Regions from separate parts of the Homo sapiens genome. Here regions 2 and 3 are each linked to region 1. The links are chromatin loops, found by intact Hi-C in ENCODE. Cell type or tissue: B cell. All regions are shown on one strand. Links, peaks and the distances in the headings refer to the core of each region. The heading gives the core; the rest is flanking DNA.

Region 1 (8,532 bases), core at 1-5,000:
TGAACAATTTTAAACTGTTTTGTTATGTAATTCTCCTTAGTGTTATGCTAATTCATTGCGATAATGAGTAACTAGCTAGCTCCCCTCTGAGCTCTTAGCTGAAACCATAGATATGGGCTTGTTTACCTTTTGACCTTTTGTTTACCATTTGACCCTTAAAACTGGCTCTAGAACTTTGTTCTCCTCTTGAGCATTCATTTGTAATTTTAAAACTTGTTTAGCCAAATGGTACTTCTTTTCTAATTGCAGCTGTAAAGAAGAAAGTCCAGCTGTTGTTAAAAAGGAGGAAAAAGTGCTTCATGAATTATTTGGGACGGACATAAGGTGCTGTGCCAGAAATGAACTGGGCAGGGAATGCACCAGGCTGTTCACAATAGGTAACACTATAATATCATGCACTTTCATTTTCAGTGACCGGTTCTTAGCAACTATCAGGGACTAACAGTAACTGCGTAGGTGATCATTCAACTTCAGAAATCCTATCATTCCTTCAGGTCACAGTAAATGCAATATTATGGATTCTGTAAATGCTGATTTCTTCATAAAAGAGGAGTCAGTCTCTAAAAGCTTCTTTTATTAATGTGGTTAGTAATATTTGAGATGATGCTAAAGTCTTTGTTCAGAATGTTCAGGATATCTTTTGTGATGAGGCAAAAATCACTTTTTTTTTCTCACTTGGGATGTTTTCATCTCCTAGATCTAAATCAAACTCCTCAGACCACATTGCCACAATTATTTCTTAAAGTAGGGGAACCCTTATGGATAAGGTGCAAAGCTGTTCATGTGAACCATGGATTCGGGCTCACCTGGGAATTAGAAAACAAAGCACTCGAGGAGGTAATAGGACAAGTTTGTATTCTGAAAATGCAGGAACAATTAACTAATAGTCTGGATTGAAAACATTAAATGCAAACTCTGTTTTATTAAAACCTAGGGCAACTACTTTGAGATGAGTACCTATTCAACAAACAGAACTATGATACGGATTCTGTTTGCTTTTGTATCATCAGTGGCAAGAAACGACACCGGATACTACACTTGTTCCTCTTCAAAGCATCCCAGTCAATCAGCTTTGGTTACCATCGTAGGTAATGCAGGCTGCTCACACAATCTTTATTCCTATTTTTAGTCGCTGTAGTGTGGAATGTGAAGTATGTGGTACAAATTCTGATTTCAATATAATGCTACTATCAAACACTAAGAAAGAAACTGAGTTAGAATAGCTTTGCAAAGATAATCTGCCCACCCTCTTCCTTTTCCCGTTAAACCAGGCTCGCTTGAATGCCACTGTCTTTGCATATAACACATTGTAATATGACCATCTGTTTGTGTACTTTTATCCTCCAGTAGACTGTAAGTTTCTTAAGGACAAGAACAACTCATTCTATCCTTGTAGTTCCAGAACCTGACACAGAGCCTGACACAAAATGGACAATAAATACTAGTTCTAAGAACCAACTAACCGCACTGTTAGGGCAGTGAGCACTGAGAGACAGTACAAGCCCTTAGATGCACTGAAATTTTGGTGGGGTATGTAGGATCTGAAAATAACCACAGTTCAATAATCTCAGATTAGGGCACAGCGTTCAGCCATAATGAAAATGCCGAGAAATACAGCGATGCTCTTAGCAGATTAATAAGGAAGTGTTCCATAAGGCAACCTCGTGAATATTGCTAGCCAGATCGCTCTTTTATTTGTGCCTTGAGTTTATTTTACTCTCTCTCATCAATGGAAGAGTGGTGCTGGCTGAGAGCAGGGGCCAGACAGTCAATTATCTACATCCCATTCTTTTTCTTTCCTTCTTTCTTTTTTTAAACATTTCTTAACTTCGAAAGATGATGAGCTCAGGCTTAGAACTAGGGATAGGACTCCTGGGTTTTCACTTGGATTATCCAACCTGACCTGCAGCATGCCAACACTTGAGTTTTCCTGTGTTAAACTGATGAATACAAGTTTATTTTATCTTCTCAATACGTTTCCCTATGAATATTATTAACTAACTCATAAATGCCTATTTTTTCTTACAGAAAAGGGATTTATAAATGCTACCAATTCAAGTGAAGATTATGAAATTGACCAATATGAAGAGTTTTGTTTTTCTGTCAGGTTTAAAGCCTACCCACAAATCAGATGTACGTGGACCTTCTCTCGAAAATCATTTCCTTGTGAGCAAAAGGGTCTTGATAACGGATACAGGTGAGACCACAAAGGACTCTAAGATACCATTTTTAGCATAATTCTCCTTGCTTGTCGCCCTTGAGAAGGACAGTTTTATACTTATGGAAGCAAATTCACTTATGAGTTTAACTATTATTGAGTTGAAATTGGAGATAAGAAAACAATAAGCAGATGTGAGGATACAGTAGCAGTCTTACCATTACTTTAGATAATATAACCTGCTGCATGAAAACAGAAAGAACCGTATTAGTCTGGTCTAGTTTGAGTCTGGTTCTCTGGCATTTTCTGAGTCACAAGGTAGTTTTTACTTCCTGTTTGAGAGTGCGGTGTGTAGGACACTGAGTCTCCCCTAAAACATTTGCAGATGATTGAGGAAGTAAAACTCCTTAAAAACAGAAAAACATTACTCATAGGTGTATTGATTTAAATTTTCAAAAAATACATGCAGAAATAGCCCAATAGTAAGTGCTGAAGGAAAATGTTGTTTTCCTCGGGATTTGTATGAGAAACTATGCAAGATTCTTTTTTTTAAGAACAACAAATTTTCTTTTCTTTTTCTTTTTCTTTTTTTTTTTTTTTTTGAGATGAGGTCTCACTCTGTCACCTAGGCTATAGTGCAGTGGTGCAATATTGGCTCACTGCAACCTCCACCTCCCAGGCTCAAGTGATCCTCCCACCTCAGCCTCCCAAGTAGCTGGTACCACAGGTGCACACCACCACACCTGACTAATTTTTTGTATTTTTGGTAGAGACAGGGTTTTGCCATGTTGCGCAGGCTGGTCTCGGACTCTTGAGCTCAGGAGATTCACCCTACCTGGGCCTCCCAAAGTGCTGGGATTACAGGCGTGAGCCACTGCACCCAGCCGAAAGATTCTCTTGTGGGAGGAATTCTCCATTCCTTCTTTGGAAAACAAAAAACAACTTTCCCCTATATCTTCTATAGTTATGACATCTCTTGTCTCTTTAAACTAATGCTATGGAACATGGTTTTGGACTAGGCTATGAGACACTGAGACGCACATGTTATCTTTCAAACAAGTCAATGGACTAGAATAAATCATCCTTTCTCAGCATGTGGTCTGTTGAACAACTGTGTAAGAATCATCTGAGCAAATGTTTAAAATGTGGATTCCTGGCTCCCATTCCAGACATGCTGACTCAAAACTGGGGCAAAACGCTCAGACTCTGCTTTTTTAATGAGAACCTTTGGTGATTCCTATCACAGGTCTAGATCTGTGCTGTCCGGTACGGTAGCCACCAGCCACATGTGGCTATTGAGAGCTTGAAGTGTGTCTGGTCCAAATTGAGATGTACTCTAATTGTAAAATACACACTAGATTTTGAAGACTTAGTATGAAAAAAAGAATGTAAAATATATTATTAATAATTTTTATATTGGCCGGGCTCGGTGGGTCACACCTGTCATCCCAGCACTTTATGAAGCCAAGGCGGGTGGATCGCTTGATCCTAGGAGTTTGAGACCAGCCTGGATAACATGGCAAAATCCCATCTCTACAGAAAATACAAAAATGAGTTGAGTGTGGTGGTGTACACCTTTAGTCCCAGCTACTTGGGAGGCTGAGGTTGGAGGATTGATTGAGCCCAGGTGGTCGAGGCTGCAGTAGCCATGATCACGTCACCGCACTCCAGCCTGGATGCAGAGCAAGAACCTGCCTCAAAAAGAAAAAATAATAATAAAATTAAAACAATTTTTACATTGATTATATATTAAAATGATAGTATTTTGGATATATCGCATTCAGCGAAATATGTTATTAAACTTAATTTCACCTGCTTCCTTTTACTTTATACAGCCAACAGAATTTGTAAATGATGTACAAGGCTTGAAGTTGTGACTCACATTCTGTTTCATTGGCTAGCCCTGTTCTAGATGAAGAGTAGGAGTTCTTTTCACCTTGATTCCGCTAAGTGTTTGTTTCATGATTATTGTTACTCTTTATACCTAAAAGGGATTTGTACTAAAAGTCCCTTGTTGGGACTTTTAGAATCTCAGTGCAGGGTTTGCATGGAGTTGTCTACTGTCTCTTACTGAAACCCCCCAATGTTCAGAGCATTCATTTTTAAAGTAATTAAGAATGCAGACTGGTCTGGGAGCTGACTGAAACACACTCCCCCAAACTCAGGGTTTGTCAACAGTGGCGCTGCTGGCATGTTGAGCTGGATAATTCTTTGTTGTGAAGGACTGTCCTGTGCACTGTAGGATACTTTTCAGCATCCCGGGTCTCCTCCCACTGGATGCCAGGAGCACATTCCCTTTTCCCAGTGTGACCAAAAATATCTCCAGACACTGCCAAATTGAGAAAAATAACCCCTGGCATTTTTTTTTTTTTTTTTTTTGAGAACCATTGCCTTAGAGGCATCAACCCACAGTCATCGTAAGCTGTTATTCAGAAATATCAAGCTTTTTTTTTTTTTTTGAGACAGAGTCTTATTCTGTTGCCCAGACTGAAGTGCAGTGGCACGATCTTGGCTCACTGCAAGCTCCTGGGTTCAAGCAATTCTCCTGCCTCAGCCTCCTAAGTAGCTGGGATTATAGGTGCATGCCACCATGCCCAGCTAATTTTTTGTATTTTTAATAGAGACGGGGTTTCTTCATGTTGGCCAGGCTGTTCTCGAACTCCTGACCTCAAGTGATCCAACCGCCTCAGCCTCCCAAAGTGCTGGGATTACAGGCGTGAGCCACCGCGCCTGGCCCATCAAGCTTTTAAATGTAGAAGGTTGGAGAGTCAGCCCCTCTTTACCCTAGTTGACTTGATTACCACTTGGCCTGTGTTCAGAAGGAAATCAGCATATCACTGTCCCCTCTCTCCTTTGTATCCTATCCCCATGTTAGATAAGCTCTTAGCATTATGGGAATCTCTTCTGAACCTGATTCAAAGAGAGAAGGGGTCGATTCAATTTAGTTCAACAAATATTACTTTAATATCCTCTTGATGGGTGTGATGCTGTGATGGGCTGCAAGAGTGAATAAGGTAATGTTGCTTTCCCTCTCCCGCAAGAATGTACACAGATTGCTACTGTGCTGGTGATATCTGGTATAACCTTTTGAGATTTTACAGAATCGCCAGTTGGGGACCATGTCACTGACATATGGGTCATGGGCCAATGTAGTGGGCTGCTTCATGTAGTTTCATTCCATGGCTACAATCCATACCCATGACCCCAGATTGTTATCCTATAGAGGTAGCCAAATGAATGAATTAGGTGAGCTCCTGACTCCTATAGCGTTTTGTACCTCACTCATTCCTACTTATCTGGCAACAGATAAGTATGTATGTCACATCTCACCAGGGAGTTTATAAACTCTAAGAATAGGTATGCTGCCATATTTCTCTATCTTTGTACAATGCCTTGTTCAGTAAGTGTGTTTAATAAATGAATGAATTCATCATCATATCTGGAATGCAACTCACAGTGCAGTCTGGGCCAAAGATGAGTCGACAGCATCCTCTTCACTGCAAGGACCATGCACATGGTTCTTAGCACAACACCCAGTACTCAGTGTTTATTGTTATTTGAAAGTTCTTGAAGAGCTACAGTGTTTGTGCTAATGATGTGCATTGTTGGTACTGATAATGTACCAGGTGTTATGGGCCACTGACGACACACAGCAAAGGAAAGATGGGCCCTCCTTCTTCATGAGAAAACATGCTCAAAGTACTGAACAAGAAACGAACAACACAAAATTTGAACACGCCTCTGAGTGCTCTAAATGTCTTTTTCTCTCCACATGAGGCTCTATGTTGAGATGGGGATGGAGGACTAGATTATAGTCAGGGGTAATTTCCACTTTTCTTTGTTTTTGCCTTTTTTTTTTTTTTTGAGACAGAGTCTCACTCTGTCGCCCAGGCTGGAGTGCAGTGGCATGATCTTGGCTCACTGCAACCTCCGTCTCCTGGGTTCAAGTGATTCTCCTGCCTCAGCCTCCCTAGTAGCTGAGATTACAGGCATGTGCCACCCTGCCCAGCTATTTTTTTGTATTTTTAGTAGAGACGGGGTTTTGCCATGTTGGCCAGGCTGGTCTCGAACTCCTGACCTCAAATGATACGCCCACCTCGGCCTGCCAAAGTGCTGGGATTACAGGTATGAACCACCGCGCCTGGCCCTTCTTTTTGCTTTTTTTTTTGAGACGGAGTCTCGCTCTGTCACCCAGGCTAGAGTGCAGTGGCGCAATCTTGGCTTACTGCAACCTCCTCCTCCTGGCGGAGGTGATTAAGTGATTCTCCTCTCGGTGGAGGTGAGTAAGTGATTCTCCTGCCTCAGCCTCTCGAGTAGCTGGGATTACAGGCATGCACCACCACACTCGGCTAATTTTTGTATTTTTAGTAGAGACGGGGTTTCACCATGTTGGCCAGGCTGGTCTCAAACTCCTGACCTCGTGATCTGCCCGCCTTGCCCTCCCAAAGTGCTGGGATTACAGCCGTGAACCACCTTTCCTGGCTTCTTTTTGCTTTTTAGAGTCAGGGTCTTGCTATATTGCCCAGGTTGGATTCTAACTCCTGGGCTCAAGTGATCCTCCCGCCTCAGCCTCCTGAGTAGCTGCAACTTGGCGTGTGCCACTGCACCCGTCTTTCCTTTTGACTTTTTATTATAGAAAGTTTCAAATTTACTAATAAGTTGAAATAATAGTGCATGAGCATTCTTTACCTACCACCTAGATTCAACAATTTAATTGAACCGAATTTGGTTTGTGAAGTACAGTATTTTAGTCATGTATCAAGATTTTATAGGCAAAGTGATACAATTTTTTAAAAATCTGTTACTGAAAGGCCCCTGTAATAACACTACCCCTGAAAAAACTTTGGTGTGGTCATGGTATGTGCACCAGAAATCTCTCGGCTTCCCCACTTTCATGGCTTCATTTCTCCAATTTACTTCCTCAAATATTACGCCAAAGTTTACTAGGGCTTGCCTTTATGTTTTATTAAATTATAACTTTCTAGCCGTCCTGGTGTCCTGGTCCTGATAAAGGTTTCCAGGATATTTCACCCATTAGTTTGTATAATTTCCTATCTCTACAGACTTAATTACAAATTCCAAATCTACCTTAGCTTTTTCCACTTTTATGGGAAAAAAAAAAAGGAATAGGACTGTTGTAATTACTTAGTAACCTCTTCTGAAACCTTCTCCTTAGCCTTGCCTAAGCCTGATGTTTTCCTTTTTCCTGAAATATTTAATTTTCCAACTCTGTGAATCTAAGTTTTGCCCACAGTAGGCACTAACCGAGTGCTTACGGGGTAAACAGCTGTGTGGTGGTCGTTTGGGTTCTGGGTGGTGAGCCAGGGTCCTGCTCAGAAGAACCACAAACTGAAAAGCAGGCTGTCACATACAATGAGTGACACACAATTGCAGAAGATTATGGAGCCTGGGAGAGGAGTTGTTTTTTTTTTTTTTCCTATTTTCTGAAGGAGTTGAGCCTTGAGCACAGACAGAAAGGAGGGAAAATGAGGGAAAAGTTTGAGTCTAGAGAAATACCAGCAGCTCCTACCTAAATGCCGTTCCCATTCACTTCTGCAGTTTGAGACAACATTCCTGGCTGCAGGTCTTCCCAAGACCCCACTCAGTTGTAAGTTATTAACCACATCTTAAGAAGCCATTCTGTGAGAATAAAAGATCCTTCTTTGAGCTCTTACCATGTGCAAAATCCTATAGGTGTATTACCTCATTTAACTCTCATAATCCCATTTTATGAAATGTGGAAATTGAGGCTAAATTACTTGCCCAATCACAGAAGGCAAAGCCAACACCCTTTATTCCTTCTTTTTCTGAAATTGCCTTAAAAAAACACATAATTCCACCTCCAGAGATAACATTGCAGACTTTTTCTATGTAAGCACCATGATAGAAACATACAATATGGATCTTTGTATAAACATGAAATAAGGTACCATTTGTAATCTGATTTTTCACTTAAAATATATCATGAGTATCTTTCTATATTAATAAGTATGTTGTTATATCTACCTTATTGCTGTAATGGCTGCATAGTATTCCACTTTTCAGAAATTTTTATTTTAACTAACTCCTGTTGATGGGCATCAACTTTACTTTTTTTTCTTTCTCTTTCTTTGACATTTTTATTTATTATTATTATTATTATTATTATTATTATTATTATTATTATTTCGGATGGAGGCTTGCCCTCTCACCCATGCTGGAGTGCAATGGTGCGATCTCGGCTCACTGCATCCTCCACCTCAAGCGATTCTCCTGCCTCAGCCTCCCGAATAGCTGGGATTACAGGCGTGTGCCACCGTGCCCAGCTAATTTTTTGTATCTTTAGTAGAGATGGAGTTTCACCATGTTGGCCAGGCTGATCTCGAACTCCTTAC
Region 2 (5,000 bases), core at 1-5,000, 52 kb before region 1:
CTTCACTTCTGTTTCTGACCTAAGGTAGACACAACACTCTTTAAAAAAATTTTTAAACCCCCAGCAGCTACACAAAAACTTAAAAAATTTAAAATTGAGGTAAAATACACATACATAAAATTTACCATCTTAACTTTTTGTTTTTGTTTTTGTTTTTGAGACAGAGTCTCACTCTGTCACCCAGGCTGGAGTGCAGTGGTGTGATCTCAGCTCACTGCAGCCTCTGCCTCCCGGGTTCCAGTGATTCTCCTGCCTCAACCTCCCAGGTAGCTGGGATTACAGGCATGCGCCACTACGCCTGGCTAATTGTTGCATTTTTGTAGAGATGGGGTTTCACCATGTTGGCTAGGCTGGTCTCGAACTGCTGACCTCAGGTGATCTGCCCACCTCGGCCTCCCAAAGTGCTAGGATTACAGGCATGAGCCACCGCACCCAGCCTTAGCCATTTTTAAGTGTACAGTTTAGTAGCGTTAAGTACATTCACATTGTTGTGCAACCAGTCTCCAGAACTCTGCTCATCTTGCAAAACTGAAACTCTGTATCCATTAAACACTGGCTCCCCATTTCCCCCTGCCCCCAGCCCATGGTAACCACCATTTAACTTTCTGTCTTTATGAATTTGTAATGGGATACAGTATTGTATTTTTTGGGACTAGCTTATTTCACTTAGCATAATGTCAAGATTCATCCATATTTTAGCTGTATCAGAATTTCCCTCCTCTTTAAAGCTGAAAAATACTCAGTCGTATGTATATACTGCATTTTTGTTTATCATTCATCTGTTGTGGACATGGGTTACTTCTGCCTTTTGACTACTGTGAATAATGCTGCTTTCAACACGGGTGTACAGACATCTCTTCAAGACCCTGCTTTCAATTCTTTTGGCTACATGGCCAGAAATGGAATTGTTGGACCGTATTTTTTTTAATTTTTTGAGAAACCTCTATAGTGTTTTCCATAGTGGCTGCACCATGGTAGACACTTCTAAAGTTTCTGCCATACCCTAGGGGAAAGAATTATTGTACTGTAGACAACATCTAAGGAAAAGAACTGTATGGCCAAGAGTAAACAGTCAATTTTCATGCTTTATTAGAAAATAATTAAAATAATTAAGAGCGTGGAATTCCTAGAATTGGGAGAGACATTATGAACCATTTGGTCCATCCCTTTCCTTTACGATGAGTAAACAGAGGTTTGTGGAGGTCAAACGGCTAGTTAAGTAAGGGAAGAACCAGAACTGGCATCCAGAGCTTTCCAATCCTCAACTTATTGCAAAGAAAATAATAATAATTTTCAACTCGAAAAATTATGCGATGAAGAACAAGAACTATTGAGCGGATGATTCGCAACATCCTCTGGGATGTATTTTCTGTGTGTTTTGTTTTGAAGGCTGTTTGTTAACCTCCCTAATTGCCTTGGTTGACATTGAAACCCTGCCTGTTTTTCTTGATCCCGCCGCTGACTGGGTCCTGAGCATCCTAGGAGATGGAGGCAGAGACAAAGGAAATCAGTCCACAATTAAGAATGGAATGGTTCTTAATGGAATGCTCGCCTGTGCGCTGGCGGGAGTTGCCAGCGTGCCGAGCGGATTCAGCGCCTTTCTCAGGGCCTCAAAGATCCCAGCGCACTAGGAGGGTGGTTTGTGGCTCCCTGCAGTCCCCACGCCCCGGATCCAAACGACAGAGTTCGGGGACTCACAGGGGCAGCAAGGCGGCAGAGCCGCGGAGCCAGTGCAACTTCTCCGGCGGGACCGCGCCCAATCTTCCCCGCCGCAGTCGGGGAGCCCCGGGGGCCGCCGAGCACAGGCTGCGGACCGCGGCGGGCACGTGGGCTCGGCTGCAGCGCTGCGCCAGGCACCGGCTGCTCGGCTCTGCCCAACCTCTCCGCTCCCGCCTCGGTCCCTGCCTCTGGGGAGAGGGTTCCTCCCCCCTTCCACTTTGCACCAGTCCGAGGGAATTTGCGGTCGGTGACGCGCATCCTTAAGAGAGCCACCTGCAGCGCGAGGCGCGCCGCTCCAGGCGGCATCGCAGGGCTGGGCCGGCGCGGCCTGGGGACCCCGGGCTCCGGAGGCCATGCCGGCGTTGGCGCGCGACGGCGGCCAGCTGCCGCTGCTCGGTAAGGCCCCGCTCGCTCGCTCGCAGCCCCTCGCGGTCCCTCAGCCCCCACCCCGCAGTGTGGACCCGGGCGCGCGCCTCCTCCGGCCCAGCCGCCTCGCTCCTCCCCGCGCTCGCTCCTTCCATTGCCTCCCGCGCCCCTCCCCTCTTTCGCGCCCTCCGGACTCGCCCACTACTTGCCTGCGGCCCCGGCGTTTCCCACCCCGCGTCCTCTTCCCTCTTCTCCGAAGTCTCTCCTCTGGCTCGGGCCGCGGTCCCGAGTGGCGGCCCGGACTTCGCAGACGGCCTCGCCGAGGCGCTGCGCCGGGTCTGGGGCAGCTCGGCCCGCGCGCTCGGGTGCTGGGCCGTCCGTGGGAGTCTGCGGCCGCGAACTCGGCGCCAGGTGGCCAAGGACCTCTCCTGGCCCGGCCCTTGGATACTGTAGACACCTGGGTGTCGTCTTTAACTCTTCTTTTGAGGTTTTGATTTATGGAGGGAACTCTGATGGGAAAATGCGTCCGCGTTCTCCCCTAGAGCGAGTCATCCTCAATAACGATACCCCCCAGCCCCGCCGAATTTTGGTTGGATCAACGAATAGTTTACCTAGGAAATATTATGCAAACAGATTTACATATTAAAATACTAGCTGTCCCTTTCTTCTAGTCTCTTCTTATCCTGGCATAAACCCCAAAGGGGTTTTCAAGGACTCCGAGGACTGTCCCCAAAGAATCTGCTGGGTAGCATAGTTGTTATTGAAAAAAAAAATCTTCCCATCGGTTCGCGTCAGCTTTCTATTTGGAAAGATGAGAGGACTGAATCGAATTTGGGTTGAAGGCGACAGAGTTCTGGGTGCCCGGCAGCTCCGGTCCCTGTCCTAGGTCTGCAACCTTGGGACTGACACTCACCTCCCCCGGCCTCCGCGTCCTCATCTGTGCAGTGAGGGAGTCCGTCCGAGTCCCCTTCAGCTCTGAAATGCTAGGACTTGAAGTCTCTGTGGTAAATAGAGAAAATGCTTGCAATATAGAAGTGCAGGAATTATATCCAATAGCTTTTGTTACAAATAATTCTGAAATATAAAAAGTAAAAAATGGAAATCGGGGGAAAAGAGTTGAAAAACAAAGACATTTTAGTTCTTAAATAGTTATCTTTACTAGTTAGTAAATCTGTAATTTCAAATGTGTAGTACAATATGTTTTCCAGATTCCGTTAATACAAAATGTTAGCTTTCTATTATGTATGATATTAAGTAGTAAGTGCATTTTTCAGAAGCATAATGGGCTTTCTAAAGGTATAAGCATCAATACTTGCAACGATATTTAAGCTGCATGGAATTCTTTTCTATTTAGGAAAGAATTCAGAAATTTCTATGTCTCTCTCTCCAGATATTTCTAAATGAAGTATAATTGGCACACAGTAAATATGCACACATCTTAAGAGTACAATTTCATTAGTTTTCACATATGTACGTGCCCAAATAACCACGATCAGACTGAGATATAGAGCAATTCTAGCTCCACCCTCTCTGTCAGTACCCCCTCCCCAGGTAGCCACTATTCTGACTTCTGATGCCATGGATTGCTTTTGCCTATGTTTGAACTTCATGTAAACCAAACCATCATCGTGTGCTCTTTTATGTCCACCTTCTTTTACTCAACATTATAATAATAAGATTCAACCTTGTTCTCTGTAGCAGTGTTTTTTTTTTTAATTGCTGGTACCATTCCGTGGTATGAATAGATCTTATAATTTATTTTATCCATTATGTTCACGAAGCACATGGAAGTTGTTCCAATTTTGTGTAATTATGCATAGCACTGCTGTGAACATTGTTTTATATATGGTGGACATAAACACCAGTATAAAGGATTATGCCCACAAGTAGAATTCCTGGATCATAGGGAAGGGATATGTTCAGGTTTGGTAGATACCGTCAAACGGTTTTCCACAGTGGTTACACCAATTTCCACTCCCACTAGCAGTGTATGGCAGTTCCAGTTCCTCACATCTTTGCCAATACTTTGTATTATGGATTTTCTTGAATAAAGAAGGATAAAGTGAGAAGCTTAAACATGAGAACTTTAAAATGGTTAATAGCCTTAAATTCTTTGAATTAGAACATGGGATCCCAATTTCCCTTATATTGTAAACACTACTTTTTTTTTTTTTTTTTTTTTTGAGACGGAGTCTTGCTCTGTCACCCAGGCTGGAGTGTAGTGGCGCGATCTCAGCTCACTGCAACCTCCGCCTCCCAGGTTCAAGCGATTCTCCTGCCTCAGCCTCCTGAGTAGCTGGGATTACAGGTGCGTGCCACCGCACCCAGCTAATTTTTGTATTTTTAGTAGAGACGAGGTTTCACCATGTTGGCCAGGCTGGTCTCGAACTCCTGACCTTAGGCGATCCACCCACCTCAGCCTCCCAAAGCGCTGGGATTACAGGTATGAGCCACCACACCCGGCCATGCCCAGACTTCTATTCATCATTTATGAATAATGATGAAGCTTTCTAAGTGGCATTTGAAGGAGAGGAACATGTTCCCAATGGGCTTTTCTGCATTATCTGCTGATACTGGACAGAGAGAAGTATTTCAATATTTTAAGAGCTATGATACTACCTTTTTCATTAGTGTTAAAAAAAATTCGTATTCAAAGCCTTGAACTGCACATTTGAGTTGCCATTCTTTGCTCTTGTTGCTTATCTTAGTTTATTTGCCTTCTTGGAAACTCCTAGCCCAAGGGGGAATGATTCAGGAGAAAGTGGAGGGAAGGGACACTCAGCAAAGCTTGGTTTGGATTGGATGTGAGCCCAGACCTGCCGACCTGACATTAATGTCCCCTCTGACTCTGAAACTCTAGTTCTAATTTTTGCCATTATATAGGTGTAGATTGGATATTCATTTCTTTTTAGGTA
Region 3 (5,000 bases), core at 1-5,000, 220 kb before region 1:
AAGTCAGAAACTGAGAAAGCCAGAACTATAACTCACATCTCTTGACTAACAGGTCAGTGTCCTTTTCACCATTCCAAGCTGTTTATTAGTCATTCATAAAAGAGAACTAGTTAGCTTTCTAACACTTGCAAAAGATGTACCAGACACTGTTCTAAGCATTTTACATGACTCATTCAAATCCCTCAATAACTTTATGAGGGGTACCTCATAAATAAGCAGAATGGAGTTAGTAGTACACTTGTCTAATAAGGTTGTCAAAACACAATTTGAAGAAGTAACTTGTTCAACGGCATATCGACAGTAAACTATCAAAGCCAGGATATGAACTTAAATAACTTGGTACCAGATCTTCAGCTCTTTATGTTATGCAGCCCAAGACAATCACAAAATTACAGCAACTCAAAACTCAGGTGAAGACAAGACTGATAACTGTACCAGTTGTTCTCAAAGCATGTGACTCAACAGCAGCAATGGCAACACCTAGAAACTTGTTAAATATGCAAATACTTAGGCCCCAATGCAGACTTATGAATGAAAATCTCTGGGGGTAGGGCCCAGCAAGCTGTGTTTTGTAAGTCCTCCAGGTGATTCTGATTCATGCTAGAATTTGTGAACCATGGTGCTACATAGAAAAGTTGTATTGATATTATTTTTATATTCCCCTAACCCTAACCACATATACTTCCCTAACCTTTCCCAAGATTTTTGGTTAATAACCAGGCATTTTATTCAGAGTTCAACTTTTTTTTTTTCTTTAAAAAGCTTACAAATGAATTCAAAGTTACAGAAGTTCTTCTGGATGGAATATATGAAAAGGCAGAATTAAAACAATCATGTTTTGTTTACTAAGCTGTCAAAGGTAAGACGCTCAATAAAAGAAACCAAAACTCAAAATGCTAGTACCTTGTTTTGCCAGTTATCAGAATCTTTGTTGGATCCATAACTCGACATGCCAAACCTGCTGTATGAATGGTACGCAATGCAGAACTTAGTTGGACAATATATGCCCAAATAAGAGATTCTGGCAATAATCCAGCATGCTGCCTGGGCAATGGTCCCTCGTGCTGACCTATACAGCAAAGAAATCCAAAAAATGACATCTTAAGTAATCAACTAAAAGACTAAAGCATTAACATCAAAATTAGCAAAGACAATTCATGTACACTCATGGCACAACATGTCAATTTATATATGTGTGTGTATGTATGTGTGTAATTTAAGTTTAGTCTATTGCCCAAAGATTCCTGTCCGAGATTATGCCTTTTATATTGATACCAGCAATAGGGCTCTCACTGAAATGCTCTTTTCTGTAACCACTTAATTATTGAATAAAAATTACTTAAAGTAAGAATTTATATGTAATTGTTAACCAAATAAATATAAAAACAGAAACCGTAGAGGTTTTTCTACTTAAAATGTGGCTGGCTAATCCTACCCTGTATTATTGTTTAGGCATGTGAGAGCTGTTCATTGTGTGGCTTGATGGAAATAAAAGTCTCTACCATCACTTATGTTGAATGTTTGTTTTCCTTATATCACTCAGGCCCCTCTACCACAAAGGTGGATTCTATCAACTCATTAAGTGGTTTTTGATAATATTTTCTAGGTCATTGTTAATATGTTGTAAATCAGTAGAAAAGGAGACATATAAATTTAATCAAGATTTTGTAATTATTCCAAGGAATATGACCTTATATTCTTTTCTTTGTAGAGACACTTTTGCTACATTGCCCAGGCTGATCTCCAACTCCTGGGCTCAAATGATCTACCTGCCTCAGCCTCCCTAAGTGCTGAGATTGCAAGCATGAGTCCCTACACCCTGCTGATCTTATATTCATATTGTTGTAAAACAACCTTTTGTGAATCAGTTATAAAAAGCAACATAATTAAATGGTTAATTATGTACTTATAATAAATAGCAAATATGTACTTATGGCTTGGAATAAAATTTCTGGTAAGCAGCACATACAAAATTAAAAATAATTATCTCTCAATTTGGACAGAACAGAAGATAATATACTCTGGAAATATGTGTAAGAAGGCTCAAAAAAATGGGACCGGTAACAAATGCCAAGACAATGTGAAAAATGACTATGAACTGTTTAAATGAAACTATTTAATTAATGTAGTAATAAGGAAACAAGAGTTTTTGCAGCAAACATATAGTGCTTACTGTGTGCCAGACTCTGTTCTAGTTGTTTTACTGATATAGACTCATTCTGAATCTCGTATCAACTCCACATGGTATGCTATTCTTCTCATTTTCTAAATCAATATATTTCTTATACTTTGCTTTTTTTTTTCACTTGTGCTAAGATAATAAATTACATAGTGTAAGAAAATGGTAGGCTTTTATGCATGTATGGTATGGTTAGGGAAGTTACGACTACTCAAACAATATTTTAAACTATTAGAAAAAAGGACTACTTCCTATGAAAATATAAACATTAATATATTAATCAGTGAACACCAAAAACAGAATAATTATGATTAAAAAATTACTGGAAAAGAATGCTATAAAAGAGTGGTTCTCAAAAGAAACCACTCCAGCATTTGGCAACATCTGGAGATATTTCTGGCATTACAATAGGGGTAGAGGGGGATTGCTACTGGCATTCAGTAGGCAGAAGCCAGGCCCTTCAGTCAGAAGAGGCCACTATAAACATTCTGAAATGCATAAGACAGCCCCCACAAAAACTTAAGCAGTTGAGAAACACAGTTATAAATTAAAGCCAACAGTCATTTCACAGGTGTTACTACCAAAATAAATTTGAGCAACAACTATAGTCATCTATAAGAATAGTTGTACCACATCCCCTTCCACAAAATTATGCATGTGTCTACAGATGACATAGCAAAAGGAAAAAAATGACCACATTCTATGACCAGATTTTAAATGTGAAACAGCCATGTAACCACAACTTTCTTTTTTCAACTGTCAGGATGCAAAAAAAAAGAAGTAACAAGTAAACAGAAGTAATATATTTTTGTCTATAATTAGAGTCTTGAAAGGAGTTGTAATCTGAAAGATACTAGAATATGGACTCAAATCTTTCTCCCCTCCTCTTTAATTTTCAAGTCAAGAAAATCTTAAGATTAAAAAGCATAATAACGTGATGCTGCTTTCTTGCCCCCATAGACTGAGACCTTCCCTAAATACATAAATTAATGAATAGACATCTCAAAATGGATTTACTTTTCTCTGAAATCATTTACCCTTTAACACACATTTGTTAGAATTCAAGTATTCTGGTTGTTTGCAAAATCTCAATGATAAAACAATTCTTTAAGTATATATTAGAAAGGGACAAAGAAGAAAATATTTCATGTTTAAGGAAAAGTTACTTAAAATTCTATTTTGAAACCTTAGATTAAGTAACATGGAATCCAACCTTCAAACAAAAGCATTTGTTTAGGGAAATAATTACATAAAGAACAATATAGTCATAATAGGAATCATTAAATTATATTCAGAGAATATAAAAACTATGGGGAAAATACCTATAATAAAGAAAAGATGTAATATGATATAAAAGGTTAAAACAAAAAACAATGCAAAAGGAGACAAAAACAAAACAAAGCAAGATTGAAAAGAAATGTACTAAAAGATTCACAATGGTTGTACTTAGGCAGGGAAGCCAGAGAGACTATTTCTAAGCTATTGAATTTTCCAAGTCACCTTTATTAAGAAAGCATCATATTTTTAAAAGAAAAACATTTTAAAGAGAAAAACAATTTTAACACATTTCCAGTTAAATATCTGATATCTATGTGAGTCTTCAAAAATCTATCTTATCTTAGTAAATATGCAAAAGACATTATTTCCTAACTTCTTGACCATCATCTCCATTTCTTTGACATATTTCTTTTTAAAATGTGATATGGTTTGGCTGCGTCCCCACCCAAATCTCATTTTGAATTGTAACTCCCATAATTCCCACAGTGTTGTGGGAGGGAGCTGGTGGGAGATAACTGAATCATGGGGGTAATTTCCCCCATACTGTTCTCGTGGTAGTGAATAGGTCTCATGAGATCTGACAGTTTTACAGGGGGAAACCCCTTTTACTTGGCTCTCATTCACTTCTCTTGTCTGCCGCCATGTGAGACATGCCTTTCACCTTCTGCCATGATTGTGAGACCTCCCAAGCCACATGGAACTGTAAGTTCATTAAACCTCTCTCTTTTGTAAATTGCCCAGTCTCGGGTATGTCTTTATCAGGAACATGAAAACAACTAGTACAAAATGTAATAGAGTCTTTAAACTAAATGATTACAGGGAAAAATTATACGTATTTTAAAATAGAAAACTACTCTTCCACAGAGCAAAAGCATTAGTCAAAATATAGTTTGCCTGCATCTTTTTCTTACCCCACTTTCTCTTGGTGAAGTAGGCATCAGCATTAGGGTCATTAAAGTGTCTGCTCATCATAGTTTCTCCTCCAGCATGGAAATCATATGCAAACACAAGAGCTTAAAATAAAACACAAACACTCATTACTGAAAGCTGGCTTCAAATAATGAAGCTCACCAGCAGAAAGACAAATTACAAGTTACTCACAGGGCTCAGCAAATGCTTTAGTGGTAAATACTTCACGCAAAGTTACGATATTTGAGTGTTGAATTTTCTTCCACATGTCGACCAACACCATGCACTTTGTGTTAACAAGACGAAAACCTGGAAGACAATTTTTCTACTCCAGTAAACTCTAATTGACGTCTCCTTCATATTCCATCAGAAATGGAAAAAAATTGCCATATTTATACATTGCTCATGAGGTACTAATTTCCAAATAAAAATTTTTAATTCATATATTAAATAATATATTCAAGAAGGTTTGAATAATCTTAGCCTCAATGATACGATTATAAAAGAAGATAACTTATCTTCCTTACCATGTATCCTCCGAAGGCAATATGGCAGATCATCTTTGCTGTTTACAGCTTTGTAGCAAGATGTAATATATCCAAAATTACTTGATTTCTGTATCCGGTTGGGAGGT

Evidence for each region. A loop is a pair of places that touch in the nucleus more often than their neighbours do. Peaks named below come from ENCODE experiments on the same cell type or tissue, not always from the same donor. Only the 100,000 strongest peaks of a DNase experiment are listed, where the experiment ranks them.
Region 2: a loop joins it to region 1, with 2.6 times the contacts of the local background. A loop is called at or near these places in 2 of 110 quality-filtered maps.
Region 3: a loop joins it to region 1, with 3 times the contacts of the local background. A loop is called at or near these places in 7 of 110 quality-filtered maps.

The regions. Positions count from the first base shown.
Region 1 is chr13:28,041,940-28,050,471 of GRCh38, reverse strand. It overlaps FLT3 (fms related receptor tyrosine kinase 3), which reads left to right. Exons shown (of 24, transcript NM_004119.3): 6 at 250-377; 7 at 698-837; 8 at 935-1,088; 9 at 2,029-2,197. Among named protein-coding and RNA genes, the nearest start is that of FLT3, 54 kb to the left of the region's middle. RefSeq lists an enhancer at 1-398. In B cell, for the core only: no CTCF peak of the experiment used is centred there; DNase peaks (open chromatin) are centred at 481, 1,181, 1,621 and 2,471; H3K4me3 peaks cover 2,139 bases; H3K27ac peaks cover 3,506 bases.
Region 2 is chr13:28,097,583-28,102,582 of GRCh38, reverse strand. FLT3 (fms related receptor tyrosine kinase 3) reads left to right here and starts at 2,007. Exons shown (of 24, transcript NM_004119.3): 1 at 2,007-2,115. The coding sequence starts at 2,073. RefSeq lists an enhancer at 1,594-1,723 and silencers at 1,834-1,893, 2,014-2,173. In B cell, for the core only: no CTCF peak of the experiment used is centred there; DNase peaks (open chromatin) are centred at 1,922, 2,392 and 2,852; H3K4me3 peaks cover 1,774 bases; H3K27me3 peaks cover 3,475 bases.
Region 3 is chr13:28,266,770-28,271,769 of GRCh38, reverse strand. PAN3 (poly(A) specific ribonuclease subunit PAN3) reads right to left here. Exons shown (of 19, transcript NM_175854.8): 10 at 4,894-5,000; 11 at 4,559-4,675; 12 at 4,369-4,470; 13 at 904-1,069. Among named protein-coding and RNA genes, the nearest start is that of PAN3-AS1, 130 kb to the right of the region's middle. In B cell, for the core only: no CTCF peak of the experiment used is centred there; a DNase peak (open chromatin) is centred at 2,879; H3K27ac peaks cover 1,784 bases.